5 separate regions of the Homo sapiens genome follow, and all the other regions are linked to region 1. A link is a loop called in an ENCODE intact Hi-C map of the cell type or tissue named here. Cell type or tissue: heart right ventricle. All regions are shown on one strand. Links, peaks and the distances in the headings refer to the core of each region. The heading gives the core; the rest is flanking DNA.

The links. A loop is a pair of places that touch in the nucleus more often than their neighbours do. Peaks named below come from ENCODE experiments on the same cell type or tissue, not always from the same donor. Only the 100,000 strongest peaks of a DNase experiment are listed, where the experiment ranks them.
Region 2: it touches region 1 in a loop (5-fold over the local background); 14 of 110 quality-filtered maps call a loop at or near these places.
Region 3: a loop joins it to region 1, with 2.1 times the contacts of the local background. A loop is called at or near these places in 25 of 110 quality-filtered maps.
Region 4: it touches region 1 in a loop (4-fold over the local background); 23 of 110 quality-filtered maps call a loop at or near these places.
Region 5: a loop joins it to region 1, with 4 times the contacts of the local background. A loop is called at or near these places in 10 of 110 quality-filtered maps.

Annotation. Positions count from the first base shown.
Region 1 is chr22:25,541,816-25,547,732 of GRCh38, reverse strand. No RefSeq gene overlaps it. Among named protein-coding and RNA genes, the nearest start is that of GRK3, 20 kb to the left of the region's middle. In heart right ventricle, for the core only: a CTCF peak has its summit at 3,610 (motif pointing left); a DNase peak (open chromatin) is centred at 805; H3K27ac peaks cover 1,194 bases.
Region 2 is chr22:25,770,804-25,776,720 of GRCh38, reverse strand. It overlaps MYO18B (myosin XVIIIB), which reads right to left. Exons shown (of 44, transcript NM_032608.7): 6 at 5,737-5,849; 7 at 4,211-4,387. Among named protein-coding and RNA genes, the nearest start is that of MYO18B, 32 kb to the right of the region's middle. In heart right ventricle, for the core only: CTCF peaks have their summits at 2,026 (motif pointing left), 3,368 and 3,583 (motif pointing right); a DNase peak (open chromatin) is centred at 3,590.
Region 3 is chr22:25,691,357-25,697,273 of GRCh38, reverse strand. GRK3 (G protein-coupled receptor kinase 3) reads right to left here. Exons shown (of 21, transcript NM_005160.4): 13 at 2,060-2,167. Among named protein-coding and RNA genes, the nearest start is that of MYO18B, 48 kb to the left of the region's middle. In heart right ventricle, for the core only: no CTCF peak of the experiment used is centred there; no DNase peak of the experiment used is centred there.
Region 4 is chr22:25,699,271-25,705,187 of GRCh38, reverse strand. It overlaps GRK3 (G protein-coupled receptor kinase 3), which reads right to left. Exons shown (of 21, transcript NM_005160.4): 14 at 1,612-1,678; 15 at 979-1,079. Among named protein-coding and RNA genes, the nearest start is that of MYO18B, 40 kb to the left of the region's middle. RefSeq lists enhancers at 422-1,621, 2,171-2,270. In heart right ventricle, for the core only: a CTCF peak has its summit at 3,017 (motif pointing right); a DNase peak (open chromatin) is centred at 4,017; H3K27ac peaks cover 1,623 bases.
Region 5 is chr22:25,684,886-25,690,802 of GRCh38, reverse strand. GRK3 (G protein-coupled receptor kinase 3) reads right to left here. Exons shown (of 21, transcript NM_005160.4): 10 at 5,555-5,633; 11 at 3,136-3,266; 12 at 520-614. Among named protein-coding and RNA genes, the nearest start is that of MYO18B, 54 kb to the left of the region's middle. In heart right ventricle, for the core only: no CTCF peak of the experiment used is centred there; no DNase peak of the experiment used is centred there.

The sequences.
Region 1 (5,917 bases), core at 652-5,651:
GCTCTCACACTCTCCACTCTGACTCGAGGTATAACAACAACTTTATGATGATTAAATTCAATTTTGCTTCCTTCTGAGATCCTTCGATTGCAAGAAGAGAGGCCCTAGCTTAGTGTTTTTTATGCTGGGACTCAAGGCCAATCGGTAGGTCATGGAATACATTTACATGGATGCTAGCAGCATTTTTACATAATGAAGTGAAATAGAATGGAATAAAAATCATCAGAGTGAGTCATACACAGTCAGTTTTAAGCATCGTTAAGTGAAATATTTGTTTCAGATGTGTGTGTGTGTGTGTGTGTGTGTGTGTGTGTGTGTGTGTGTGTGTATTCCACTGCTTTGTATTAAATAAAATGTACTTCTTACCATGGGCCATGGTCAAAGACTTCCAGAGTCCCTGAGCCCAAAAATGTATCCACAAGCATTCCAGTCACTACAAAGGTAAATTAATAAATTGACTTCACCCAAGTGAACTATAGAGTTGAGTTTCTACAACAGAGGTCAGCCCCTGATCTGTGGTGGCCCCAACCAAGATATAACCTCCCCATAAGAAGCTCTGCCAACAACAGCTTAAGAATTAGCCTCACTTTCCCCACTTTAATGTAGAAATGGAAATTGCGACCACAATGATCAATGCAAATTGTTTTAGGTGAAGACACTCTCTGACCCCCCGGGTAGATGTAAGCACTTTAGAGAACAGGCTTGGAGAGTGTGGCCTTTTAAGAGATGAGTCACTCCTAATAGGCCCGTTTCTAGGCCAAAATGAGTGCTGTGTGATTTGGAGCAAAGTGCTTCACCTCTTTGGACTTCTGCTTTTTGACTGTGAAACAAAGAGTAAGTAGGGCTGGGAGGGATCCTTGCAGGGAAGTCTGGAAGCTTGTTGCGTTCAGCTGGTGCAGAGGCACTAGCTTCTCCCTTTTCATCACCTTCTCCCTGGGAGGGAGACAGAATCTTTCCTTCCCCACTACCCTGCTTTTTTTTTTTTTTTTTTTTTGTACTTCTGCATTGCCTCATTCATAGAAAGGAGACGAAGTTAACATAAAAAAGAGGGTTGGCTAGATTATGATTTCTCAACATTGGAAACCCATGTCTCCTTTCAGTAAAGTGGAAACTGTATGTGTTTGGACCACCTTTGCAGGCCTTGTTCTTCCCCGTGCCAAGTTCAGACCAGACCCAGGACATCTAGAAGGGAGAAGGGAGGGAAGGAAGAGAGGGGGAGAGGATGGGAGGAGGAAGGGATGGAGGGAGGAGGAAGGGAGGAAAGTGGAAGAAATAAATCCAACTTAAACAGTATGGCCAAGGGCTGTGGATTTTATTGAAGATGAGGTGGAGATATGAAGGGAGGGATGACATCACTCATCACACAGCAAAACTGCCCCAGTACCCTCTTTTGGCCTCTCTGCTCTTTTTTCCTGTTCTTTGAGTACAGAGACTACATCTACCGGATTATTCTGTTGACAACTTGGTTATGCTGGGAACCACATTTCTCAGACCTCCTTTTCCTGTATGTTCCTAGGTTAGAGTTGCCCCAAAATGAGGTTGTGCAAGACCAGGGAGGCTCATGGGAAGCAGCAGCCGTTACACTCTGAAGGTCATCATTGGTTAGAAGCAGTGAGGGGTGGCCAGACACAGAGGGGCCAGCAGCTTCCAGTTTGTCCTCCATCTTCCCTGCTCTGTATCTAGCTCTCCCCGACCCTGCTGACCAGCAGTGATGGCAAGCCCACCCTCAGACCCTTAGCGGCAGATTCACAGAGGCAGTCACCGTGGAGAACTAATACATTCCATAGACTTCTAGATCAGCCCCTTTCCTGGTGCCTGTGCACCAGCTCAATACACCAAGCTTCGGACTTCCCTACAAGCTCCTGACTCATTCACTTGCACCAGCCCTTGTTAGTGATCCTCAGTGCTCTCAGTGGACCTTCTTCCCCAGCTTCTCCTACAAGCGTGTATCATCTGATTCCTGTAACACAGTTCTTATTCCAAACATACCACCGTGTGGCTCTGCTTCCCGGACTAATCTCTCACCGACACACCTAGTTTCTGACCCCGCACCCAAACCGCTATCCCTCTCTTCAAAGATAGCAGAAATGAGATTCAACTGGAGGTATCAATAAAGAGCTAGACTCTGCAAGTTCTCAAAGTTTGGATAGGAAGTGTGGGCTGAATTCTGAGGACAAAAGGGAGCCATTGAATGTGTTAAGCAGGCACTGGGGCATGATTTGTTTTTTGTTTTTTTTTTTGTTTTGTTTTTTCAGAAAGACTGCTGTGAACATAATGGGTTACTGGAGGGCCAGAGAGATCGTGGGGAGACCAGTGAAAGGGCTGTCACATATGTTCCCAATTATTTATTTTCATCTATATAAATGGAGCAATTGTTCAATGAAAGTTAAACTTTAATCATGGCATGAAAGGGAATAAATCACTTGTCAAGTAAATATTTACTGTTTCTGGACTACGGCTCCTCAATAAAATGTGTCTGTCTCCTCTTTTCCCATCCAGTATCCAGCATAAAAACCAGAATTTAAGAACTCCTCTGCTGGGTGTGGTGGCTCACGCCTGTAATCCCAACACTTTGGGGAAGCCAAAGCAGGCAGATGGCTTAAGCCCAGGAGTTTGAGACCAGCCTGGCCAACTTGATGAAACCCTGTCTCTACAAAAAATACAAAAAACAAAAATAGCCAGATGTAGTGGTGTGCACCTGTAGTCCCAGCTATTTAGGAGGCTGAGGTGTGAGGATGGCCTGAGGCCAGGAGGCAGAGGTTGCAATGAGCTGAGCTGGCACCACTGCGCCCCAGCCTGTGTGACAGAGCAGGACCCTGTCTCAAAACAAAACAAAACAAAAACAAACAAACAAAAAACCCTTCAAATCGTGACAACATGGATTAAATCAACCAAATAAACCAGAAAATATGAACAAGTAACACCGAGAGAAAACAGACACAGGAGACACCTTAAACAGTAACAACAGCAGCGTGGTGGTACCAGGTACCAGGTTTGTAGAAATTTGTTCATCTACAATAAGAAAATGTTACAATATTGAAAAGGAAAAATGGAAGAAAAAAATATCACAGTCTCCCTTGCCATCCTACCACTGCCTTTTCAGCTCCGTTTCAACATTCATGCTTCTTTCAGCTCATCAAGAACAGGTTGTGTGCATATCAATTTCCAGAGCAGTTTTCTGAAGCTCCAACTGTGTATGATATTAGCCTTCTGAGAATTAAGTCCTAAAAGAAGCACCACTATTTTTTTTCTTATCTGCTGGGGAAAAAAATGAAGGATAAGGAAGGGGAAGATAGATTTTGATCGCATATTCTGACTCTCAAAGCAAAACAGAAACAAGATACAGCTGCCTTGAGCTTCATTCTTTTGAATTTCTGCTTTGAGGTTTTCATTCAATAACAACATTTGATTGAGAAAGTTCCCCCCAAAACCTGAAGGGGCCTATGGATCTGAGTTAACAGCATTTACCCAACAGCCCAAAGAAAAATTATTTTCATATGTCCTGAAATTAAGGGAACTATCTTTATTCCCATCTCATAAAAAGGAAGTGAAACGTAATGATGAAGCTGAACTACAGGGGCCCACAGTGTCCTTTTGTTCCCCCAAGTGGATGCTCTCAGATTGCAACTTTGAGGAGAAGCTCATGTAGGTAATAAAAGCTCTGGGAGGGCACAGACCCTGAAATACCAGGGGTTAGGCAGAAATTAAGTGAAGCATCTGAGGAAGCTTCTAATGTTCATTCTATTATTTTTTTGGATGAGTAATCTTCTCTTCCTTTCTATTGGTCGATCTCTCTCTCTCTCTCTCTCTCTCACACACACACACACACACACACACACGCAATTCCTTTTAAAAATACTCTATGAGGCCAGGCGCCATGATTCACGCCTGTAATCCCAGCAATTTGGGAGGTCAGGGTGGGAGAATCATTTGAGTCCAGGAGTTCAAGACCAGCCTGGACAACACAGTGAGACCTCATCTCTACAAAAATTTTAAAAATGAAAAAAATTAGCTGGGTATGGCCTCAACTACTCAGGAGGCTGAGGCGGGGGCATCACTTGAGTCTGGGAGGTTGAGGCTGCAGTGAGCTATGAATGCACCATTGCACTCCAGCCTGGGCAACAGAGCAGGACTCCGTCTCCAAAAAAAAAAGAAAGAGAGAGAGAGAAAGAAAAAGAAAGAAAGAAAAAAGAAAGAGAGAGAGAGAAGAAAGAAAGAGAAAGAAAGAAAGAAAGGAAAGAAAGAAAGAAAGAAAGAAAGAAAGAAAGAAAGAAAGAAAGAAAGAAAGAAAGAAAGAAAATGGAAGTACTCTATAAATAAACCCGGATAACAATTTCCAAGTAGCAGCCTGCTCCCTGTTCCCTGTCACATTGCTCACACTCCCAGAAATTCCTGCCCTCACCATGACACTACAAGTACCTTCTATTCCCTACTCCTCTAAAAAAAAACAACAACAACAAAAAAAAACAACTACTGCCTCTGTTTCACTCCTAAGGCTCTGATTGTTTTTTGCTCTGTGCCAGCCATGTGTCAGGTGCTGGAGGCAGCGGGGACACCAGCACGGGCAGAGGCTCTGCCCTTGAAGAACTCTCATTCTAACAGGAGATAAATGAACCAGATGACTAGAAAATAAATGAACCAGATACTGTGAGTCTGTAAAAGTGCTGTGAAGGAACTAAACAGTAATTTGTAAAGAGTGTCAAAGAAGGAAGATTTTCTTTCGCAGGTGATCAGGGAAGGCCTCTCTGGGGAGAACCTAAGGTAGATTCCAGGAGAAGAAGTCAGCACAAGTGCATTTTAGGCAAAGAGAATAGCAGGTGCAAAGGTCCTGGGGCAGAAATGAGCTCAGAGGATTTAACGTTCGGTGAGTTGTGGGGTGGGTGGGAGTGTAGCTGATAAGGTCAGATGGGTGGAGAGCGGTCAGTTATAAAACCTGTAAAGAGCAATGGGAACCATGGAGGGGTTTGCCCATGTGTGGGAAGGCCTGTATTTCTTTTATGGAATATTCATCATCTTTTTGCCCAAAGTCTCCAAACAATTAGACTTTCCTTGACTATCAAGATAAACAGATATTCCTATGTGTAGATCACTGTAAACACTTTAAGTGCTAGGAATTCATACTAGGCCTCGTAAACTCTAAATTTTAGAATTAGAAGTGATCCCTGAAGATCATTTATTTTGATATTGTTCTGCATTCTCTGAATAACATTGTCTTACTTGATTAGAAAAGTGATAAAGGCTGAATCCACTGAAAATAGTTCGCATGTGAGTAATGAAGACTCAACTAATTCACTTAAACTATATAGGCTACTTATTGACCTTTGAACAAGAATTCATTAGCTTCAGGCAAGGCCTGATCCAACTGTCTGATATGATGTCAAGGACCTGCTCTTTCCATTGCTCTGTTCTGCAGTTTCTAGTGTAAGCTTCTGCCATCCTTAGTATAAGCTTCCTCCTTAGGCTGGCTGTTTGTATAATTACAGGATAGCTGTCTGCACCTACCTACCATGACTATCTATCATCTTCCCTAGTAATGTCTAGTAAAAGCACTCAGGGTTTCAACTTAGCTAGCCAACATCTTAAGATTAAATTTGGACCAACTTAGGTCACATGCCCACCCCTGCACCCCTGAACCAATCACTGTGGCTGGAGGAACACAAGGACCTCATGGCTCAGCTCGGGTTACATATTCTACTCCTAGATTCCAGAAAGTGGGGTCACCTTCCTTAGAATCACATCAGCTAAGATTAGAGAGAGGATGATTTCCCTAAAGCAAAATCAGTCATATTGTCAAAGTTGGGAATGGTAGGTGGATGTCTGAAGTAAACCTTCAGGTCACTTGTCAAAAATGAACACTCAGATACATAATTCTTATAAAGGTTACAGTTAACAGAGCTAACTGAAAGAAGTCAACAGG
Region 2 (5,917 bases), core at 526-5,525, 230 kb before region 1:
GTTATATTGACTATATATTCAAAATCACCAAAAACTAAAAACAACACAAATGTCCTTCAACTAGTGAACTAGGATAATCACCCAACCTGTTGTTTTTTTGTTTTTGTTTTTGTTTTTTGTTTTGAGACAGAGTTTTGCTCTTGTTGCCCAGGCTGGAGTACAATGGCACGATCTCAGCTCACTGCAACCTCCACCTCCCAGGTTCAAGCGAATCTCCCGCCTCAGCCTTCTGAGTAGCTGGGATTAAGGCGTGCACCACCATGCCTGGCTAATTTTTGTATTTTTAGTAGAAATGGGGTTTCACCATGTTAGCCAGGCTTGTCTCAAACTCCTGACCTCAAGTGATCCGCCAGCCTCGGCCTCCCAAATTGCTATCCTGGTTTTGGCATTGAAAGTCTCATGTCCCAGAAAACGTTTTAGTCCCAGGAAAACCAGGACAAGAGGTCACCCTATGAACAAATAAGCACAGTAGTGCATCAATGAAATAAAATAAAGGAACAAACTGTAGATAAATAAAACCACATGGGTGAATCTCCAATGCATTGTGCTGCCTGGAAGAAGCCAATTCAAAAGGTTACATACCATACAATGCCATTTATATGGGTTTTTTAAGGTAAAACTATAGGGACAAAAAAACAGATCAGTGGCTACCAGGGGTAGAACTTGGGGCTGAGTTGACCACAGGGGGCCCAGAGAACTTTTGGGGGTGACGGGAACTGTCATGTAATTGATTGTCAAAGCAGTTATACAACTATACACCTTTGTCAAAAATGCTCAGAACTGTACACTAAAAAGGTGCATTGGACTATAATGTAAGCCTGATTTTTTTTTTTTTTAAGTCCCTGCTTGGTGGAGCTTGCCTTCTGGTGGGAAGACAGAGATGATCGATGAAAGAAATTAATTCAATTACAGTGAACGGGAGGCGTTTGAAAGCCACAAGCCTGGATGAGATCACCAAGGAAGAGTGTGAGAACAGAGCATCCTGACAGGGACAGGTCAGGGAGACCACAAGGAAGACTGACTGGGCGGCCAGTGGGCGGGAATGAAAACCAGGAAAGCGGAGTCTTAGAGCCGAGGAAGGGTGTGTTTCCAGGAAGAGGGAGGGAAATGCTGCTGAGTTCAGTAAGAGACCAGAGACTTGACATTGGATTTGGCAGCGAGGGAAGAGGGCAGGAGGTTACTGTGAGGTCAGCAGGAGGGCACCAAAAGGAAAAGAGGAATGGGCCCTGCTGCAGGAGGATGTCTGAAGCCCAAGATGCTGAGGGTGTCCACTGGGTCCGGCAAGGCCCCATCTGCCCTCCCTAGCGCAGTCCTTTGGCCGAACTAGGGGCACAAACCCTGGTGTGATGGCCCTCCCCTCAGCCTAGATGTCTAGCTTGGGGCTGGGGCTGTCTCCAATCCACTGTTGGCTCTTCCTGCTCCAAGCCCCTGAGGAACAGTCATGAGTCCCTATCCTGATGCCAGATGTAGGGCTCAGCAGGAACCTAATGCAGGCAAAGGAGGGATATGCCCCCACACTGGCTGGACACAGCCTTAGGGCTTAAGGCAGTCAGAGGGTCCTGGGGTCTCAGTCCTAGAGCCATCCCCCAGTCTGGGAAAACTAAAGTTCAATGAACGGGCAGTCCTGTCCATCAGCCTGCTCAGGCCCACTGCCTAGGGGGAGAAGGAAGAATTCTGCACATCCAGGTTCCTGAAGGCCCTCCTATATGCATGCATGCACACATGCCTTTGCATCTGTGTACATGTGCCCTTGCACGCATGCACAGAAGTGTGCTTGTAGGCACATGCACGCAACAGTTGCGGCGGGCTCTGCACACAGAGATGGGATCCACCTCTACCCACGGGGTCGCACCCATGCTCAAACTCACCCTCTTATTCACCTAGACCTCCATGTCCCCAGGCACACACCCAGACCCCAGCTGCCTGGTGGGGCTAGCCCCATAGTGAGAGAGTCCCCCGGTGTGTCCAGACCCCACCCAGCCCATCCTCGAGGTGGTCTCAGCCTCACCGCAGGCCTGTGCTCCCACCTGGTGGCCATTTGGGGAATCAGAGGTTGATCCGGCCTAAGGACAGGAGGTGGCTGTGGGTTTGAGTGTGGGAGGCTGGAAGACTTGAGGGAAGGGTGCGGACCAGTGCCGCACCCCACCCCAGGGTTAGGAAGGGAAGTAGGGGGATCTACCTTCAGAGTGCGTACCAATGCCTGCATCTTTTGGCGCTTTTGCCTAAGTTCTGATGCCTCAATCCAGGATGGCCAATGAGGACCTGATTGCTATCTGGGTCTATAAAAATGTCCCTTCCAGGGATTTCCAGGGAGCCGGAGGAGTCCCTCGGCAATGTGGACAGCTCAGAGGCCTTGGGCTGCAGCAACAGAAGCCTAAGCACTCACCACAAGGACGGGAGAGGGCACGTGCCAAGCTCTGGCCCACCCAGAGCTTCTGAGGTCCTCCCAGGCCCTTGACCATGGACAGCGGTGGTGGGAGAGCCCCTGGGAGTGACTGAAGGTGTGGTGTGGGTCACTCTGGAGGAGAAAAATCTTGGAGAGAGGGGTACAGGCCCACTATATCCCCTTTAATGGATTTAGCATTGCCTCAGGGACTAGGGATGGATTTGTCCCACAGGGCCCCAAAGGGCAAGATGTGTTTTCACCCCCAGTTGGCAGAGGAGAACATGGAAACCAGAAGAGGTATCATGATCTTTCCTAGACACCAGGTGTCCTAGGGGCTTCTGACTTCCCAGTGAGTCTCCAGAAGAGCACACAGGTAAGATGTCTCACCTCCGACAGGCCTCCCTGCCTCCACTGAGCCTCTTCCCATCTGTCCTCCACCCAGCAGCCAAAGGCATCCTTTTACAACCTAAGTCACAGCATGTCATTGCTCTGCTAAAAACCCCAGTAGGGACTCTCTCTAAGCCTACTCTGGCTCAGGAGGCTGCCCAGTTCATAAAAAATAGATACAAATCGGCCAGGCGCAGTGGCTCATGCCTGTAATCCCAGCACTTTGGGAGGCCGAGGCGGGCGGATCACGAGCTCAGGAGATCGAGCCCATCCTGGCTAACACGGTGAAACCCCATCTCTACTAAAAATACAAAAAATTAGCTGGGCGTGGTGGCGGGTGCCTGTAGTCCCAGCTACTCGGGGGGCTGAGGCAGGAGAATGGCGTGAACCCGGGAGGCGGCGCTTGCAGTGAGCCGAGATCGTGCCACTGCACTCCAGCCTGGGCGACACAGAGAGACTCCGTCTCAAAAGTAAATAAATAAATAAATACCCATAGTAGCTGCCATCCCACTCAGAGTGAAAGCCAGAATCATCACCCTGAGAACTGACACGGCTCTGTCCTGGTTTTTCCCAACCTCTCCCACCTCTTCCTCCACTCATCTGCTCGGGCCACTCTTATCTTTATTGTTGATGGACTGTCTTTTCTTCCTAGAACAGCAACTCCACAAGGGGAGGGTTGCTCGCCTGGCACCTTCCCTGATGTTCTTTGTGCGTGGCCCGGTAGGAGACCCTCAATCAATAGCTCAATCACTATGGGTTGAAGGAATGAAGGGGCCCACGCTTCAATGACTCGGCTGAGGTGCCTCGTGCGTCCACAAGGTGGCGCTTAGAGATTTCCTTTGCTCTTGCCCATCTCAACAAAAATTGGCCGTTTCTACACTTCCGAGGAAAAAAACTAAAGTACAACTGAAGCTTCTGTTTCCCCGTTGATGTGGGTGCTCAGGACTCCTGAGAGTTCAGCATGGGATGAAGAGCACACAGGAGCCCTGTATCCTGGGTTTTCTCCCAGCAACTCTGCTCGCTAGACCTGAGAGTTTAGCCTGCGCCTGGCCCAGCCGGCTCTTCTCATCTGTAAAATGGGCTAATCACAGTACCTGTGTTTTCAGGTGGATATGTGAGACTCAACTGAGTTAATACAAGAAGGTGCATACAGCAGTGTCTGGTAGAGTTCACACTCATTCAGTATTTTCTTTCGTTACTCTTGTGATATTTAATGCTGCTGTTTCTGTCCTAATGGTGACTGATCTTTCCCTCCAGGGAATGGGGGAATCTCATGGTCCATGCCACAGGATGCCACAATGCCGCGAGAAGGATGCTGCTTGCAGACAGGTCGACTGGGGGCTCTGATGGTTCTACTGTCACCTCAGATGCAGAGGGATCCCCCCAGGCCCCCCTGCCCTCAGCCCCTCAGCCCTGCCCACAATGGTCCCACCTCACCTTCCCTGCAGAAGGCACCGAGGGCCCCCGGGGCTGGAGGACAATCAGATCAGGCCCTGTGCAGGTGTGCAGCAGCTGAGCTTTGTAGCGCTGCAGAAGCGTGTTCAGGACACTGGATTCGTTGACACTGATGAGAGAGGCCAGGTCCTCGACCTGGTCCAGCTCAGGAGGGTTGGCCTGTGAAACCATCACACAGAGTCTCCTCTGGCCTTCTGGCCTTCTGGCCCCCTGCCCCCACCCCACCCCCCCGCAACCAAACACACACTAAGCCCTCCTCTTGAGAGCTATGTGCCAAAGACCAGAACAGAGCACAGGGACTCTGGATGGAAAGCAATGAAGCCCTACAAATAAAATAGGGCCATCCCTTCTCCTTGCCCTCTGTGCAACCTATGAGGCACCCCCTCTTCGCTGTGGTCCTGCACTCCATGCACCATGAGGGGAGACGCTCCCAAGGCAGACTTGACAAAATTCAAAACACTTTCTGGATCTCAAACACCACAAAAAGACAGGTGATGCTCCAGTGTGTGCGAGCATCCGCTGCCATTTCCTCCTCTTCTGGGTCTTACGAGGAAGCTCTCAATATGCTCCATGATACCCAGGAGTGGAGGCCAATGGCCAAACCACCTCACTGGTCTCATAGCCCATCATGCATTGATTCCTAGGAAACCACCCAAACCCTTAGAAGCAAGGGTTATGTGAAGCTGCTTCTTAAAACATCTGTTCTAAGAGGCGTCCTATTATTCTCTCCAGCTTCAGTGAGTTTTCTGAACCTGGTAGTCTCAGGTTTGGGCCAAGCTTGAGCCCTCTCATGGATCAGCCTTTCTTGCAAGGCCACTGAGCCTCTGTAAATGCCCAACGCGGGAGAGAAAGCCTGAGGTGGGCAGAGGAGGAGCAGAAAGGAATGCAGATGAGCAAGGAGGAAAACTCCTAAGATAGCAGGCTGTGAGGGGCGGGGGGAAAGGGCATGACAGAACCTTTCTTTTCTATCACTACACTGGGACTTGTCCTCAAAAGGATTTATGGTGCACAACAAAAATGTATTCAAAGCAATTTAAAGAGCAAAGCTGAAAGAAAGTTTGATGCCAAAATATAGGCCATTAGAACCTATGCTATGGTTAATGGCAAGCAGCAAATTTGGCTCTGAGTTCCCTGGCGGCCAGAGTGAAAACAGAAACATGCTGTGTAGTATGATTTGCAATATCCAATATCTATAAATTAAAAGCAGTCATTTTCTTGGGTCCATCAGAAGAACTCCCAGGGCCAAGACCTGACAAACATGTTCTTTGATGTGTCCTCATTAAGGGAAACCACAGGAAAGGGTGAATGACCCCCTAATAGTACCCCTCCAGTAGAGCAATGAGTTCAGTGGGGTTCTTCACTATAACTCCCTCCAGGGCATCAAGCCAAAATGGTATTGGTAGTCAGGAACAAGGAAATCTCTTGCAGGACTGGGGAAGGAGGGTATGGAGCTGGGGTGAAGTGGGACAGGGGACTCATGCTGGGGGACGGCGGGACAGGGGACTCACCCGATGGACATGCTCCTCATCCACCTCAGTGATGGTTTTGTCAGCATCAATCCAAAGTCTCACCCTTCCTGCTGGCAGGTCTGCTGTTCCCTCATCTGGCTTTAGCACCGTAGCTGGTTGGACATCCCAGAGAGAGAAGGGGAACGGGGAGGAGATGGGAGGGGAAGAGGGGAAAGAGGCG
Region 3 (5,917 bases), core at 300-5,299, 150 kb before region 1:
TTTTAAAAAATGAAGCAGTGTTACAGCAAATCCTCCCCAGCCTATATGCATGGCCATTTTAACAGCTAGAGTAACAAAACAAAGAAGTACACAAAGCCCTAAATACAAGGCTTCTGGGATTGTCAGATTTTACTGCTGATTTTTACATTCAACAGTTCAGCTGTTGCACAGTTTTCTTTTTATCATCTCCAAATTCTGTAGGTAGGGACTGTCTGTCTCCAACCACATCTCCAGCAGAGATCCAAAATAAAGATCTCCTGGGTGTCTTCATGCACTCCATATGCATAGAAGCGACTCCACTGGGGAGAACAGCATCTCATAGGGGAAATGGCTTTCTCTGGTTTGCTTAGATAAACTCTCTAATTAGGTCAGCTAGTCTGATGACATGAATTAAAGCCATCCAGGCTCCACAAATACAATAATTCAATTAAGGAATAACAGAACCCGACTTTCTAAGCAATAATACAATTTTAGATCACAAGTGAATGCAAAGTAGAGAGCAACTGGATTATCAGAGTCCTGACGAAACAGAGGGTGCTCAGAACCTAGTTTTGGGGGAATGTAGAATTCAGCCTCTCTCCAGAATGTGCTAAATGTAGTAAGATGCAGTGGTGCTCAGTTAGGCTCTCCGATGGAAAGGTGCAACATTTAGCAAACTATCGGGACTGTGTTCATATGAAAATATTAAAAGGAAAATCTTAACTAGGAAATTTTAATGTAAAATGATTTATGAGTCTGAATAATAAAAAAATTTAACTGAAGTTTTCCATTAAAATTGGCTAAAAGTCTTAGAATTAATGGCAACATTAACATAATTGTTAAGTGTTTAATATGAGAACATATTTTGAGAGTACTTTCCTCTCATAATCTTTTCTACTCTATTTCATCATCTTTGGTAGTTCAGAACAAGGGCCAAGTATACTACTAGCTTTAAAAGACAAATTAATTTCAGCATTTTCCCCAACAAACGCAAGCTTTTTAAAATGGGTTTACCGGCTAGGTGTGGTGGCTTAGGCGTTTAATCCCAGCACTTTGGGAGGCTGAGGTGGGAGGATGGCTTGAGGCCAGGAGTTCGAGACCAGCCTGGGCAACATGGCAAGACCTCACCTCTAAAAACATTAAAAAATTAGCTGGGTGTAGGCCGGACGCGGTGGCTCATACCTGTAATCCCAGCACTTTGGGAGGCCAAGGCAGGCGGATCACCCAGTCAGGAGATCGAGACCATCCTGGCTAACATCATGAAACCCCGTCTCTACTGAAAAAATACAAAAAATTAGCCTGGCGTGGTGGCAGGCGCCTGTAGTCCCAGCTACGCAGGAGGCTGAGGCAGGAGAATGGCGTGAACCCGGGAGGCGGAGCTTGCAGTGAGCAGAGATGTGCCACTGCACTCCAGCCTGGGAGACAGAGCGAGACGTCTCAAAAAAAAAAAAAAAAAAAATTAGCCGGGTGTGATGGTGTGTGCCTGTAGTCCCAGCTACTCAGGAGACTGAGGTTGAGGTGGAAGGATTGCTTGAGCCCAGGAGGTCGAGGCTACAGTGAGCCTGTGTGTGTGATGTCTGTGTGACTACACTGCAGCCAGGCAACAGAGAGAGAACTTGTCTAAAAACAAAACAAAATAAAATAAAATAGGTTTACTTTGGGTTTTCATCCTTTTTTTGTAACTCTCAAAATCTGTAAACCCTCAAGATGATGAATAATTAATTTCTAGGGAAAAAATCATTCTACCTTTTTAAATTACCTACATTTCAAAACAATACTTATTCCTACAATGTGGCTTATCAAAGAAAAAAATTCGAAGCAGTCTAATTTTAGGTTTAAAAGAATTCTGATTCCTACATGGTACAGAATAAAAATACGAAGCCATAAGCTTTTATCTAGCAGCTTATTGGGAAGCAGCTTTCACTCTTCTAAGACAGAGTCTTCCAGATTAGCACATGGCTTAAAGATCACTGTGTGATTTAAAATAACATTAGCGTCTAGTCATTTCTACATATTCTCAGTTTTCATCCAAGCTCCTGCTGCCATGAGGACAGCACTAGAAGGATGCATTTCAACTCACCCTCTCAGAAGTTTGAAAAGCATGCAGCCCAGGGAGAACCAGTCGGCACTGCTGTCATAGGCCGTCCCCTTCTGCAGCACCTCGGGAGCCATGTACCCATGGGTGCCACTAGGGAGAAGAAAGTATACACAGTTATCAGAGCATGCCCACTTTAGAAAACACTAACAGCGCCCCAAGGTCCGGGTGTCCTTCATTAGATGGCAGCGACTGTAAACAAAGGAGAGGGGACAGTTGTGCTTCACCGCAAACGTGATGCACTGAACATCCAATGGGAAAACGATCTTTTCTGCCTTCACTCATGTATGAATTAACATAAATAAGCGTATGAAATAAATATGTAAAATGCAAGTTCGGGATCTCATTAGTCCTTCTCTACTCCAGCTATGAAGAGCAAAGGTTCTCCTGCCGTTTCAGGAGCTCTCATGTGGAGGTGCATGGGGTCAGGGGAGGCAGGGAAAGGGAGGAGTGAACGGATGATGAACAGGCGACCACGCTGCGGCGCTGTGGACCTTGAAGGCATGGAGACGTCCACCCCTGTGTGGTGCCACCAATTGTGCTGAGGACCTGAGCTCACAGGGGCATCGGCTTGGTCATGGTCACCAACAGACCCCAGGGGGATGGGAAAGAAGGAGGAACATGAGCCCAGTTGTACATAAGATGGAGAAATCACGTGTCAGGTTTCAAAAGCTGCAGAAGGTCAAAAGGACTCAGCACTAAGCAAATGTGAAGATGATTTTCAGGAAGTTGAGAAAAATCACTTAGGAGGACAACCATTTTATATATAATCTGCACCATCTGCAATTCGAAAGCCCTTCCCACTCTAGCACTCTCCACCCCTCCTTGAAGGGCTGAGCTTGCCCGGCTGCAGCAGGAAGCATGCGAGGCAGCCGGTGGGGAACTTTCCAAGATGCAGCCTGACAGGGCTCTGGCAAAAGGTTGTATGCCCTACAACCTTTTCATCCACGATTAATTTTCTTCATCAGTAAAATGGGTAATCAGATGACATCTCTACCTCTCAGGGTTGCTGTGAGCACTGCACAAACGTCATGGGGCCACATACAGCAGCCACTGGATTCGTGTTGGGGATTTGCATCTCTGTGCTTATCTTAGTGTAAGAATTTTTAGGCCGTGTGCACTGACTCATGCCTGTAATCCCAGCAGTTTGGGAGGCCAAGGCAGGCAGATCACCTGAGGTCAGGAGTTTGAGACCAGCCTGACCAACGTGGAGAAACCCCGTCTCTACTAAAAATACAAAATTAGCCAGGCGTGGTGGCGCATGCCTGTAATCCCAGTTACTCGGGAGGCTGAGGCAGGAGAATCACTTGAACTTGGGAGGCAGAGGCAGAGGCAGAGGTTATGGTGAGCTGAGATGGTGCCATTGCACTCCAGCCTGGGCGACAAGAGTGAAACTCCATCTCAAAAAAAAAAAAAAAAAAAAAAGAATTTTTAACTTGCTTATGCTCAGCAACAGTGAGAATCTACTCAGAATAAATGATCCTGGATCACTAATAAGCCTGGGTCATCATGGGTCTGGTACTCTCTGTCTAAGAGGTGTATTTGAGAGTTTTATCCAACAGTGAAAATGGGCGTTGGTCCATCAGGGCAAATCCAGCATTCTGGAAAGCTCAATCAGCCCGAACCTAAAGTTTGACAGGGTAAGGTCATCAGGCCACGCTGTGAGAGCGTTGGAGATTTCTATGAGGGACATCCAAGCCATTTTCCGGGAAGGTTTAATTTCAGGGTTGCCTGGAAAGTCCTTTTCCGTGACTTTGTAACCTGTACTTATCAGGATCAAGTCACAGTTCTGGAATGGAAAGATATCTACAATAGATATCTACAGGATAAATAAGATAAATGAATGCAGACCAGCCCCCCATGCTTTTACCACATACAAGGAAAACTCAACCTTGGACTGCCTGCTGCTGAGGTTTTCTGATTCTGCCTAAGGCAGCTGCTAATGCTTCCTGACGCATTCTGCTAAAGATCTGTACTACTATTAATACTGAACGAACACTTGGACGTTTTAAGACACTGTGACATGAGACACAGCTTTGTGTTCTTAGATAAAATAAGCTAGTACTCAAATTAGTCACTGACAATCTGCTCAGCTCCAAAAGTTTTCCTGCGATTTTTTCATGGCTACTTCACAGTTAACTTCTAGTTTACAATAATTTGCGATTCTTTCGTTAAATGGACTAAGTCTAAGCTCAAATCAAAAACCTCAACTACAATACTACTTTGGAGATGGGCCAGCCGCTGGAAGAAATCTAAGAATCACATCTACAGCTTTGAAAAGATCTGAGAAACCAAGTTCAGGGTGAAATTGTGGCTAAAAATCTTCCGTCTTGTACTAAATAGATCATGCCAAAGCCTCAGGGAGTTCATCCACACAGCGTAAAGAGTACAGGCTTTGGAATCAGACAGAACTGGATTATAATTCTAGCCCCATGGCATACCAGCCATGTGACCTGGTTCAAGTTACTTACTTTCTCTGAACCTCAATTTCCATACCACAAAAATTGGATAGTGACACCTATAAATACATGGGCTTTCCGTGAAGATGACATATGCAAGCCTGGAACAGCTGGATATTCAGTGAGTGACACAGTGAATGCTGCTGGTACCGCCACTACTCCATATGCTGGTCACTTAGGGGACACAGTTCTCAGGGCTGCTCGTTCGAGGAGGTCTGAGGTCAGCTCTGTCTTACCGTGGCATCGCCAGCAGCTGGCACACAGCAAATGTTAAATAAAGACTTGCTGAATTATTTAGTTAACTTAATCCTCACAACTATCACAGGAGATAAATATCATTGTCCTCTCCTCCTCACAGAAGGGACAATGAGGCTGACACAACTAGGAAGAAGAACCCAAACCCAGATCTGTTGGCTCCAGAGCCTTTATTCCTAGCCACAAAATGCCTCCTTTATTTAAAAATACAGGATTTTGACAGGACACAGTGACTCACACCTGTAATCCCAGCACTTTGGGAGGCCAAAGTGGGAGGGTTGCTTGAGTCCGGGAGTTAGAGACCAGATTGGGTAACATTGGGAGACCCCGTCTTTAAAAAATATTTCTTTTTACATTAGCTGAATGTTGGGGCACATGACTGTGGTCCCAGCTACCTGGGAAGCTGAGGTGGGAGGATCACTTGGGCCCGGGAGGGGGAGGCTGCAGTGAGCCGTGATCACACCACTGTACTCCAGCCTTGGAGACAGAGCAAGACCCTGTCTCAAAAAAATAAAAAATATAAAATTTTGTTGTATGTTTACCTTTTTAAAGTAGTAGCCTCCTGATCATTATTTAAACATGGAAACCAACCTTCTCAGTCCTACCTCTTTACAGATGCTGTTCAAATATTGTACTATCCAGAGCAGGCAAAAGAACAGCCCACCGTTCAGAGCTGACATGTGAATTATAGCAAAAAGTGGACTAGGTCCTGCTAGGAAATAAATAACCCCATATCTGAAAGTTAATTCCTCTGGAAGATTATTTCTTATGAACTCTTGGATTCATATTTAGTTATGACTATACTAAACTGAAAAAATTAGCATACCAAATAACTGTGGCATTAAAAATTCAAATGACTCTCTTAAAAGAATCTGATGAACTCCCTGAGAGACGCTTATACGACCACAGGTTCTGGCCTAATAATTGTAAAGTGCTAGCAAAATGCTAATGCTTTTATCACCATATCCCAGATTCTGTAGAAAAAGAGAAATATGTTTACAGAAACGGTGCTATTCACTATTAACATTTGATCAGAGCTTTAAAAGGCAATTTTGATTTAATGCAGTCCTTCATAAAGTATTGCAGTTCAGAACCACTTTACTTCTAGTTACACAAAGAGAAGGATCTG
Region 4 (5,917 bases), core at 246-5,245, 160 kb before region 1:
AGTGAGCTAAATCTTCATCTATTATAGCAGGAATAGGTAATTTTGCAAATTGATAAGGACATACTCATATATATGTACATTATTTAGCTATCTACATAAAATGCTTATATGTATAATATGCACACTAAAAATACATACACATATGTATGATATACATATAGGTAATATACAGTTAAAAGTTATTTCTTATGCCAAGCAAGCCTGGGGGAGAAGAGATACAGGAAAAAGGTCTGTCTGAAGTCCCTCTCTATAAGCTTTCCAGATATTACTGTTCAGAGTGTTTTGGGGCAGGAGAATAGTGAGCATGTGTTAGATCGCAGTTACTCAGTTATGCATGAGAGAAATATGTGAGAAACTGATCAGAATGTTAAACTGCCACAATCACAAATACAACCATCACTAAAAAACAAATGGACTACAAAATATCAGAATTCACTTCTGTCATCTACAAGGTCAATCTTTAAAAGTTAAAAAGTGGGCTGGCCGCAGTGGCTCACGCCTATAATCCCAGCACTTTGAGAGGCCAAGGCAGGTGGATCACCTGAGGTCAGGAGTTTGAGACCAGCCTGGCCAACATAGGAAAACCCCGTCTCTACTAAAAATGCAAAAATTAGCCAGGCGTGGTAGCACACCCCAGTGGTCCTAGCTACTCAGGAGGCTGAGGCAGGAGAATTGCTTGAACCCTAGGAGGTGGAGGTTGCAGTGAGCTGAGATCACGCCACTGCACTACAGCCTGGGTGACAGGGCAAGACTCCATCTCAAAAATAAATAAAGTAAAAAAGTGAGTGACTTCTTCAACTTCTTAATTATAAAACACATAGGACAATATTTGTATATTTCCCATGTGATTTATTTTTTTCCCCTTTCAAGTCAAAATGGAAGATTTTAATGACTAGGGATGACTTTTGATAGACAGTATTTAAAATCACTATTTTGCTCTTCTGGTAAAGATACCGAAAGGCAGGAACAATGGCCTACCCGCCTCCGTGACAGCCCAGCCGCTTGCTAACGTCTCGCTGAAGCAAGCCCTCCAAAAGGGACTTCAGTTCAGGAGAGAAGGTGTCTGGAAGTTCCACATTCTGGGGAAAAGACGAGTAAGATTTCAAAAATCCGTTCATGAAACAGCATCCTAACACTCAACCAGACTTAAAGACTATTACTGGGATAAGCATAGTATTAAAAATTGCAGCCTCATTATGAATTAATATTTACTCTATAGAAACATGAAAAGATAACTAATCAGTTGCAAAATCAATGAGGCTGGGGGCAGATCAGAAGAACCGGAAGGCATTCTCATTCGTTGGCATCTCAGTAATTTCTCCTTTTCTTTGATTTCTTTACTTCTGTTCTCGATTTTCTTTAGCTTCCTCATACTGTTCGTTAGTAAATCCTGATTTTTGCCTTGGCATCTATTTCCATTAATGTTTCCCCTAGAAATTCTTTTAGAAATTGTATCTGCATTTATTTGTTTCAAGAAAGCAAATTTTTATTATGTCTATACATAATTTTATATTTCCTATAACATTTTATGTAATAGCATTTTTTTATTATTGACGGAATGAAGCATGACAATTACCATACAGACAAGAATACAGTTTTGAATCCCCTTACCACGGTGAGTGTCATTCGGTCAATTTCATGCTTGTCTTTGGTTTTATGTTGTCTGAAAGGGCTGTGACTGTAGAAATAAAGAATTGTTCTATCAAAATATGGCATCAGGTGATATAGAACATATCACTGACTAATATTTGGGTAAAGTATGATGTCCTATCACTATTCATTCAAAACTGGAGAAATGCAAAAGCCGTAAACATTTATCATTTCCATGGAAGAACTGGTGAATAAATGCTAGGTCCTGAAATAGCAAGACTTGTATCTTACTTGAACTGCCTGAATCTCACTTCAGTGAACTTGTGGCCCTAAAATACGCTGTTCCAATGGAAACATCATTAGAAAAGAATATATAACTAGCCAACAGGTAATCATGAGAATAAAAGTCATTTATATAACATTTGTCATATGAGAGTTCGAGCTAAACAATAACTTTCATGTACATTTTTCAGAAAAATGGATATTGGTCCCTCAAACAGCCCAAGGAACAGCAGTTGAACCAAAACATGAAGGAGATGAAATGATTCACCCCTAGAAACCAGTCATTTTAAGTAATACATCCCTTTGATGAAAACAGAAACTAACCGTGCACCAGCAGATTCTCCACAGCTCTGAGCGCTTCCTGTTTTCCCTGTGCAGAACCCGACTCCAGAGTCAGAAAAGCTGGGTTCAAGTTGTGACTTGTTGGTTTAGTGACTGTCAGCCACATAGAAACCTTCAGTATCAATTCTTCATCTGTAAAGCGGGGATCAAGCCGCATACTTCACAGAAGCAGTGAAGGGAAAAACTAAAGTGACATCTATGCAAGTAGCCAAGACAATGGCAGTACACGGTAGGTACCTAATACAGTAACCACTGGTGAAATTAATAAAGATAACTCTTACTTTATGAAATGAATGTCTACTTGGTGAACTATGTAAAACAGATTATTCTCACTCTCATGTTTTAAAAACTTTGGAGAAGCTGGCTTTCAAAGGAAATCTTATCATTAAAAGACACTATTAAATATGCAAACTAAATTACCATGGTTTATTTTTCATTTTGAAAATTAAAGGGACACATATGATTGACTTTTCTTATAACAAGATGTGCCTACAAAGTAGTCATCTTATAAATTTATTTATAAGGCATATATGACATAATCTGAGGCAGGCAGGATATTATGCAAAATATTTTAATATTAACTCCATAAAATGGATTAGAATGTTGAACACATAAATCAGAGATTCTAAAAAAGAATTAAAATGCCACTTATCTTGCACTGCTACTTACTGCTACTGAGCTGGTCATCCTACTGAATTAATTAGGTTATACATTGAACTATCTTTTGAGATTATTACATTTCAGGCCATTTATTGTCTGAAACACTTTAATTTTCTTTTTGTACAAGAGAGGGCACTCTAGTCCTTTATTTCCTTCCATATCATGCAGTGAAACACAAACTAATTGCCATCTCTTAAAAGCATTAATTTGGGAAAAAAAAAAAAGATCAAAACAAGGTAAATTAGCACCCAGCAAGCATTTGTTAACTTTTAAAACAGATTTTGATTGGAAATATTCTTTTTGCCTTATTTCCAAGGAAAAAATGTACAATTACCACATTTAAAAAGCAGATATAAAAGCAAACAATATCTGTTATTTATAATTTTTAAAAACATACTTGTATCATTCTTTTATACAAAATGCACAGAAATATTAACATGTTTGAGGTTGCAGAGAAAAGGAATGAAAGTTTATCAAATCTTATGAAAACCTTAGTCTCCCTGCTTGACACTTAGCTGTTTCCACCCGACGATGTTCCTTAATGTATAAAAAGGGATTAAGTGAAGATCTCCTGGTGTTTTGACAAATCCCTCGGACCTGGCTCCTGCGTGCAAAGCCAGAGGACCCCACTCCTGCATCTGGTCCCGATGTACTTGCAGCCTGCTGTGTTCTGACACAAGCGCTCTGTGCTAAATTTAAAAAGTCTTTCATGAGACCACAGGGAGGCTTGCGAGGGGACTTGGAGTTAAAGTTAGTGGTGCCAAAACCATTTCCAGCACATGGGCCCCATTGCTACAAATTCCATTTATAAATATAGCGATTCCATGTCCGGCTCAATGAGAAATTATCAGAAAATGCTCTTCAGCTATTCAAGTCTATGCTGCCATGTTCAGACAGTTTGGTCTTTCAAGTTGAAATCTTGATGCACATCTGTTTCCAATATATTCTTGATTATTCTTTGTGAACAAAGCCAAAGACTTGGTTTCTATTTTGAAAAACGTTAAAGAAAACCTATGATAGTAATAATCTCCATTCTGAGTGAGGCACGTGGTGTGCACAGATCCTGTGTGATCGCAGCTGCTCCCTGATGCAGCCGCTTTAAATAGGAGACAGTAACAGGCCTGTCAACAGCTTACAAGGCACGGCCAAGCTCTTCCCATGCAACATGCTGGCTGCATCAGGGAGCGTTGTGGGAAAAGAATTCACATGTCCTGTGGTCAAGTGCAGCTTTCTGAACTACAGATAGAATGGAACAGCTGCACGTTTCCCCTAAATGAGTTGGAAAATTGTTCAGGACATTATAAATGATGGGAAAACACACATCCTGCCCAAGTTAGCTCTACATCATTTTCATGGGCAAACAATGGGTTCAAAAAATTATGTGATTAAAAACTCTCACATCAAAAGTTAATTTCAAAATACCCAAAAGAGGCCGGGCGCGGTGGGTCACGCCTGTAATCCCACACTTTGGGAGGCCGAGGCAGGTGGATCACAAGGTCAGGAGATCAAGACCATCCCGGCTAACAAGGTGAAACCCGTCTCTACTAAAAATACAAAAATTAGCCGGGAGTGGTGGCGGGAGCCTGTAGTCCCAGCTACTCGGGAGGCTGAGGCAGGAGAATGGTGTGAACCTGTGAGGCAGAGCTTGCAGTGAGCCAAGATCACACTACTGCACTCCAGCCTGGGCAATAGAGCGAGACGCCGTCTCAAATAAAATAAAATAAAATACCCAAAAGATGGCATGTTATATTAAATGTGCATTTCAAACCTAAGCCAGTAGTTGCCAAAATATTTATAAACTTTCCTTTTTCCCCTCCTGGAACAAACTCAATAGCGCCAGCAGCACTCAGTTCTCCCTAGGCCACTGCCCAGGCTCTCCCTCATGTCTGACAACTCCACGGGGAGACAATCAACGGTGACAAGCTTAAGATCGAGGCCACTGTCACATCAATTGATTTCCTTAACAGACATCTTAAATCTAGGTGAAGATCATGATGGCAGCTCCACAGATTTGCAACATGGATGCATCTTCCTACACAGACGCTCTTAAGTATCTGACAAAGTCATCTGAAATAGAAGTAGTGACCAGCACTCAAAGATAGCACATATGAGCGGCTCAGTCAATCACTGTGAGTCCAGGGATGCAAAACACCTTCTGAAGCCTTGACATCTTTCTCCCATCCAGACTCCTTCTCCAAGTGCCTTGCAGTATTCTTGTAGGGGATAAAGACAAAATGAAGTGTGCAGAAAGGTGTTTCAGCAGAAGCAAGGGGGCACGCTGGTCACAGCAAGGAGGATTAAAACAGAAAACAGAGCGGCCGGGCGCGGGGGCTCACGCCTGTAATCCCAGCACTTTGGGAGGCCGAGGCGGGCAGATCACGGGATCAGGAGATCGGGACCATCCTGGCTAACACAGTGATGCCCCGTCTCTACTAAAAATACAAAAAATTAGCTGGGCGTGGTGGCGGGCGCCTGTAGTCCCAGCTACTTGGAAGGCTGAGGCAGGAGAATGGCGTGAATCCGTGAGGCAGAGGTTGCAGTGAGCCGAGATTGCACCACTGCACTCCAGCCTGGGCGACAGAGCGAGACTTCGTCTCAAAAAAAAAAAAAAAAAGAAAAGAAAAGAAAAGAAAAGAAAATAGAAAGACCCTTCCTTGGTGGCCATTGATTCCACCTCACTGCACAGCTGTGGGAGGAGGGAGGGGCATTTGCTCTGGGGCAGTGGTCCTCACCCTCGGCACTGTTGACATTTAGGGCTAAAGGATTCTTTGTTGGGGTGTTGCGGGAGCTGTCCTGTGCCTCATAGGATGTTGAGCAGCATCCTTGGCCTCTACTTAGGGGATGCCAGTAGCAGCCACTTCCCAAGTTATGATGACCAAGAATGCCTCCAGCCATTGCCCAGTGTCCCCCAGGGTTGAGGACAGGCGCCCCAGGAGTGTCAGGATGCAGAGGGGACTGTGCCCAAGCCTGTGCCTCAGAGACCCTGCCTAGTCAATCTCCTCCTCCACTCAGTTGATTTCTTAGGCCCCGTGTGCCTGAGAAA
Region 5 (5,917 bases), core at 241-5,240, 140 kb before region 1:
AAAGAAATATTCCTAATTTCTCTTCAGGGAAAAAAAAAAGAAGAAAAGCCTTTTTGAAAAAGAAGGAAAAGTAGATGAAGACAGAAACTTGGCCCCGAGGACCTCCCTTGACCACATCCACGCAGCTGCCCCGGTGCCTTTCTAGGCACAGTCTCTTTCACTTATCCTTAGGACAACTTTGAGGGGTTTATTACTACCATTACTAACAGACTAAGTAACTGACTGACTTTTAGGGTCACACAGGTAGCATGGATTCTGATTTTTTGCTGAGGTCCTGACTGTTTCTGAGAGGCCACCCTGGTCCCTGAGCAGGTTCAACTCCACTGTGGGTTAATTCCTGCTCTCCGCAGACAGTGAGGAAGGCATCCTGTTCTTATCTCCTTTCCCACGACCTGTGATGTTGGATCTTCCTGACATATTGAAAATCACCACTGGTAAGAGAAATGGGGTGACAAATGGCCACGCCTTTGAAAGGGCAGGAGAGAAATGGTGGTGAACTGAAGTTGACGCACTACTTACACACTCGCATGAGGCTTCTTTTTGGAAAAATCGCAGGCAAGACCAAGATCTGATATTCTTGCGTGTCCATGTTCATCCAAGAGAATATTTGCTGGCTAAACAGAAAGAGAATAATCTTTAATAAGAGTGCCCCAAATGCCATGCAGGCTTTGAGAACTTTGAGTGCAGACACCTGATATCTCACTATTTTATCATAGTTTGTTCCTAAACACAAATTATAGCTTTAGCCCATCACATCAAAGTGGGGCATGATACTGAGAATAATATCTTTCATGTTAACTTCAGCAGCAAAGTGGTAATGACAGAGGCGAAGGATTCTACTCATTAGAAAATGAAACATGGGGCAGGTAACACAGGAATGTTGGGAACAGTTCATCAGCATTAAAAGCATTTCCTTTTCACTGTACCAAGGACTGTTGCGCAGCCACAACAGCATGCCTCTCAAGGGCAGGAGGTGAGTCCACCAGCTTCTGGGCTTCTGAGAACCACAAGGATTTCTAAGAGTAAAGCCATGAAGCACAGGACAGACAGGAAGTTTCTAAGAATGTATCAACACTGACCTAAGCAATCAAAATATTCCATAGTGCCACACTAATCCCAATAAGTGTCATTTCTGCTTATTAGTACATCATTAACATAGGGCCCTACCAAATGACCAAATATAATTTTGACCACAACTCTGATGAAATGTATCCATGAAGATTAGATTTAGTCATCATAATCATGAAAAACAAACCTAGTCTCTCGGATATACATTGAATTATAGTCATCTTAATATTTTTCTGCTGGCGATCAACTATTGTTTTGCTTGAAATAAAAATAAATGGCATGCTATTAGAAAACTGAAGCATGAATAATCATGAGTGACTAGAATTAAGTTTGAATAGAAATTAAATAATACCACTGCCTTCCAAATAGCTTAGAAAATAAAAATAAAGCATAAAGATGATTAGAAACCAGTTACTGATTTAAATTAGAATGTATTACAATAGCGCTTCATGGGCCGTCAGCATGTGTTTTGTTCTTTTGCAAAGCTCGCATAAGGAAATAAAATGTCAAGGGCCAACTATTGTCTAGTTATTTCTAATTCAATAAAAATACATTTTTCTTCTTTATGCTTATAGGAAAACTAAGAGAATAATAATAATTCTGTAACCTTACAGAAAGGTTTAAAATTCACAAAGTATTTTGTAAAAAAAAAAAAAAATTCTTGGAAATAAAATACAATTTTTATAATATCTTAGAAAGTAATCTTCAAAAGCCAATCACAGCATCTCAGCTCCCTAGAGGAAGGAACATAATCTGTACATTTCAGTTGGCCACTGTGGGTTCATTCAAGAAGGCATCTGAAATGAGAGGCAAACACATTCTCCTGGAATCTTCTCGCCTATTGGCAAATTGTCAGTCCCATCATTTTTCTTATTACAATTTACGCATTTCTATGTTTGCGCAATCATTAATTCATCAAGGTCCCTTTTTCTCCATGCCTGCCTGCAGGCTGTTGGCCATACAACTAGGTGAGTGTCACCATGGACACCCTGAGCCAGCTTCTACCTCCTTCCCACATGTAAAACCCAGGACCAAGCACCGCGTTCTGGAATGGAAAAACTCAGAATACTCCTATATCATTGCTTTCAAGGTGAGTGAGCTCTCACAGAGGACAAGAACAGAAACTCGGGCACAGCAGTTGGAGGTTACACAGTGCAAGGATCTAAAACTCTATCAGTGATTTTTAAGGCAATCTCAAAACAATGTAAAGCTGTGAGGGTGGCCTTTGAGAGAAATTCCGCAGGCTGGTTGGCATCCACTATTCACTGATAGACCTTGCCTTGGAGGAGTTATGACTCGGCCATTCTATGTCTTAGCTCACCAGCTTCTAAGCCCCATAAAATATATGTTCTTTGCTTATCCATCATTGTACATTTCCAGCCCTTTACAGAGCCACGACCAAATCAGTTGCTTAGTGAACATTAGCTGAATTATAATTAACTATGAAATGGGTGACACCAAAAGGGCTCCTAAACTGCTTTTTTTTTTTTTTTTTTTTTGAGACAGAGTCTTGCTCTGTTGTCCAGGCTGGAGTGCAGTGGTGCAATCTCAGCTCACTGCAAGCTCTGCCTCCCAGGTTCACTCCGTTCTCCTTCCTCAGCCTCCTGAGTAGCTGGGACTACAGGCACCTGCCACCACGCCCGGCTAATTTTTTGTATTTTTAGTAGAGACGGGGTTTCACTGTGTTAGCCAGGATGGCCTTGATCTCCTGACCTTGTGATCCGCCCTCCTTGGCCTCCCAAAGTGCTGGGATTACAGGCATGAGCCACCGCACCTGGCCTAAATTGCTTTTCATTAACTAATCAACTAAATATTTGGCTTAGTATACGTGCTGCAGCAGGCACTGTAGTAGGCACCAGGGTTATAATAATGACAGGGACAGACATGCGCTCCGTCCCCGCAGAGTCTGGTCTAGAGGAGATAAAATGTCATATAGCTAATGACTTCATCAGGGCTGAGATGAGGGCTATGAGGAAAATGACAGGACTCTATGAAATAGAAGGGGACTTCTAGAGGACCATTCACACAATACCTACTATGCAGAATGAGTCTGTCAATCGTCCTCACCTTCAAATCTCTGTAGACAACAAACCGATTGTGCATGTGTTCCAGACCCAGAATGATTTCAGTGGCATAAAACCGCATCTCCTTCTCAGAGAACACACCGTGTTGTGAAAGGTGGTAGTGCAAATCGCCCCCTGGAATCAGATTCAGAATTTAATTCAAAGCATGTTAATTTAAAGGAAACAAATATCATTGTCATCCTAAATAGTCAGGACTCAGCAGAAAAAGGGAAACTATGCTTCTGCTTGGTCTATATACCTATGTTTCATTCCTGTAGTTTAGCAACAGCTTAAATGTTATAGAGAAAACTTAAACATTGAGAAGATTTAAATACAATGACAGGAAGGACAAGACAGCAAAACCAAGCCACCATTCTCAGGCTGACAGCTCAGCTTCTAGTTCTGCTCTCACAAGGTGGGACTAGCTAACCTGCTTTGATTACCTAAATCCTAGTAAGTGAATCAACCCATGGAGTGATCCAACAGACAGCTTAGCAACTGGCTCTATGGATAGACAAAAAAAAACAAAAAAACAAACAAAAAAAAAAACTAGGCTGGGCACAGTGGCTCATGCCTATAATCCCAGCACTTTGGGAGGCTGAGGTGGGTGGATCACTTGAGGTCAGGAGTTCGAGACCAGCCTGGTCAACATGGTGAAACTCCGTCTCTATTAAAAATACAAAAATTAGCCAGGCGTGGTGGCACATGCCTGTAATCCCAGCTACTCGGGAGTCTGATGCAGGAGAATCTCTTGAACCTGAAAGGTGGAGATTGCAGTGAGCCAAGATCACGCCACTGCACTCCAGCCTGGGCAACAGAGACTCCGTCTCAAAAGACAACAACAACAAACTGATCATACAGACAGATATTTGACAAAGCACATACAGTAAAATTTTCACTGATAAAAAATCCAGGTGGTGGGTGTCCCCAGGAAAATTCTTTCAATGTTGCTATCTGCTTGAAATTTTTCATAATAAAACGCTGGAGAAAGGAAATTATCAGATGGCCTCAAATTACACAGACAGAGAATGCTGTCAACAGGGTAAGGGAATGATTTTATAAAATACAAGGGAAAAGCCTCTATTGATTTATAAAAATGAATGTGTGTCCAACTTTATTACCCTTGCTTTCGCAAGCATATTTCTCTCTCCATACACATATTCCTGTAAAACCACCACCACATCAAGATGGAAAAGATGCCCAGCATCCCAAAAGCTCCCCTACCACTATGCCCTTTCAGTCAAGACCTTACCCCCAAGCCCCACTCACACAAAGGCCACTTTTAAGGCCTCTCTCCCCATCCATTAGTTTTGCCTGTTTTGGCAGTCACATAAGCAGGGTTACCTAGGGTAGATGCTGCTGTGTTTGGTGTTTGGCTTCTTTTGCTCATTATTACGCTGTGAAATTCCTTCCTGTTTCGGGGTAGATCTGTTTTTTGTTTTTTTTTTTTGAGACGGAGTCTCGCTCTGTCACCCAGACTGGAGTGCAGTGGCGTAATCTTGGCTCACTGCAAGCTCCGCCTCCTGAGTTCACACCATTCTCCTGCCTCAGCCTCCCGAGTAGCTGGGACTATAGGCGCCCACCACCACCCCCGGCTAATTTTTTTGTATTTTTAGTAGGGACGGGGTTTCACAGTGTTAGCCAGGATGGTCTCGATCTCCTGACCTCATTGATCCGCCCGCCTCGGTCTCCCAAAGTGCTGGGATTACAGGCGTGAGCCACCGTGCCCGGCTAGATCTGGTTTTAAATCAAACACTCAGAACATGATAAAACTTCAAGTGAACTTAAAAAAAAAAAAAAAAAACTAGGCATGTGAGTTGTGAATTGTATGCTTTATTTCAGTTCTTGTTACTAAAAATACTTTAGATATATACCATGACACCTTCTAGTATCAGAAAGCTCCTTTTCTAGCTGAACGTTTTCCAGCATTTTCAAAGTCATCATCCACAGTTTAAAAGATCAATGTACAGTAGTGCAGATTTAGAAGGTGCAGAAGATTGGGCTAAAATCTGTACTTGGCCCAAAGTCAGTCCTTCAAAGTTGGTTTTTAAATACATTTCTATCTTTGGCCTATATTCTTATGAGGTATTTCATTCCTAAAAGTTGAGGGCCAGGAAATAAGCTAATTAAAGATCTAGGCCAGCTGCATTCCAGAAAATCAAGTTTCACTGTAAGTATTTCATGATAATCTTTTCTAGAATCTTTTCTTGGGAAGAGACTGGGAGGCCCAGAAGGACGTTGCAGTCAACATTGAAAAATGAATTTTCAGTGAAGATTAAAGGGTAAAAGGTTTCCTCAAACTTCAGGGGGAACCTAATTACCTGAAAGACCCACATTGCCAGTCTGCCTAGATTAATGCATGCTAAGATTTAACATCATGGCAAAGTCTTTCAAGGCATTCAGATTTTCCAAGTTTTGCTTACCGTTCATCAGATCCAGGATGAAGCAGAGTTTATCTGGGGTATGGAAGGCATAGGTCATACATACAATGAAAGGACAGTCCTAGAGTGAAACAATAAAAGTTTATAAGAAGAGCAAAAGCTGCCTAGAAAGCACATCTACCACCAAACACCATGCTACATATTTTTAAAATTACTTTATTTTTTAATTGACACATTGCAATTGTACATATTTATGGTGTACAGTTTGATGTTTTGACACATATCTATGTTGTATAATGATCTAATCAGGGTAGTTAGTGTATCCATCACTTCACACATTATCACTTCTTTGTGGTGAGAACCTTCAAAAGTCTCTCTTCTTGCTATTTTTTAATATACAATATA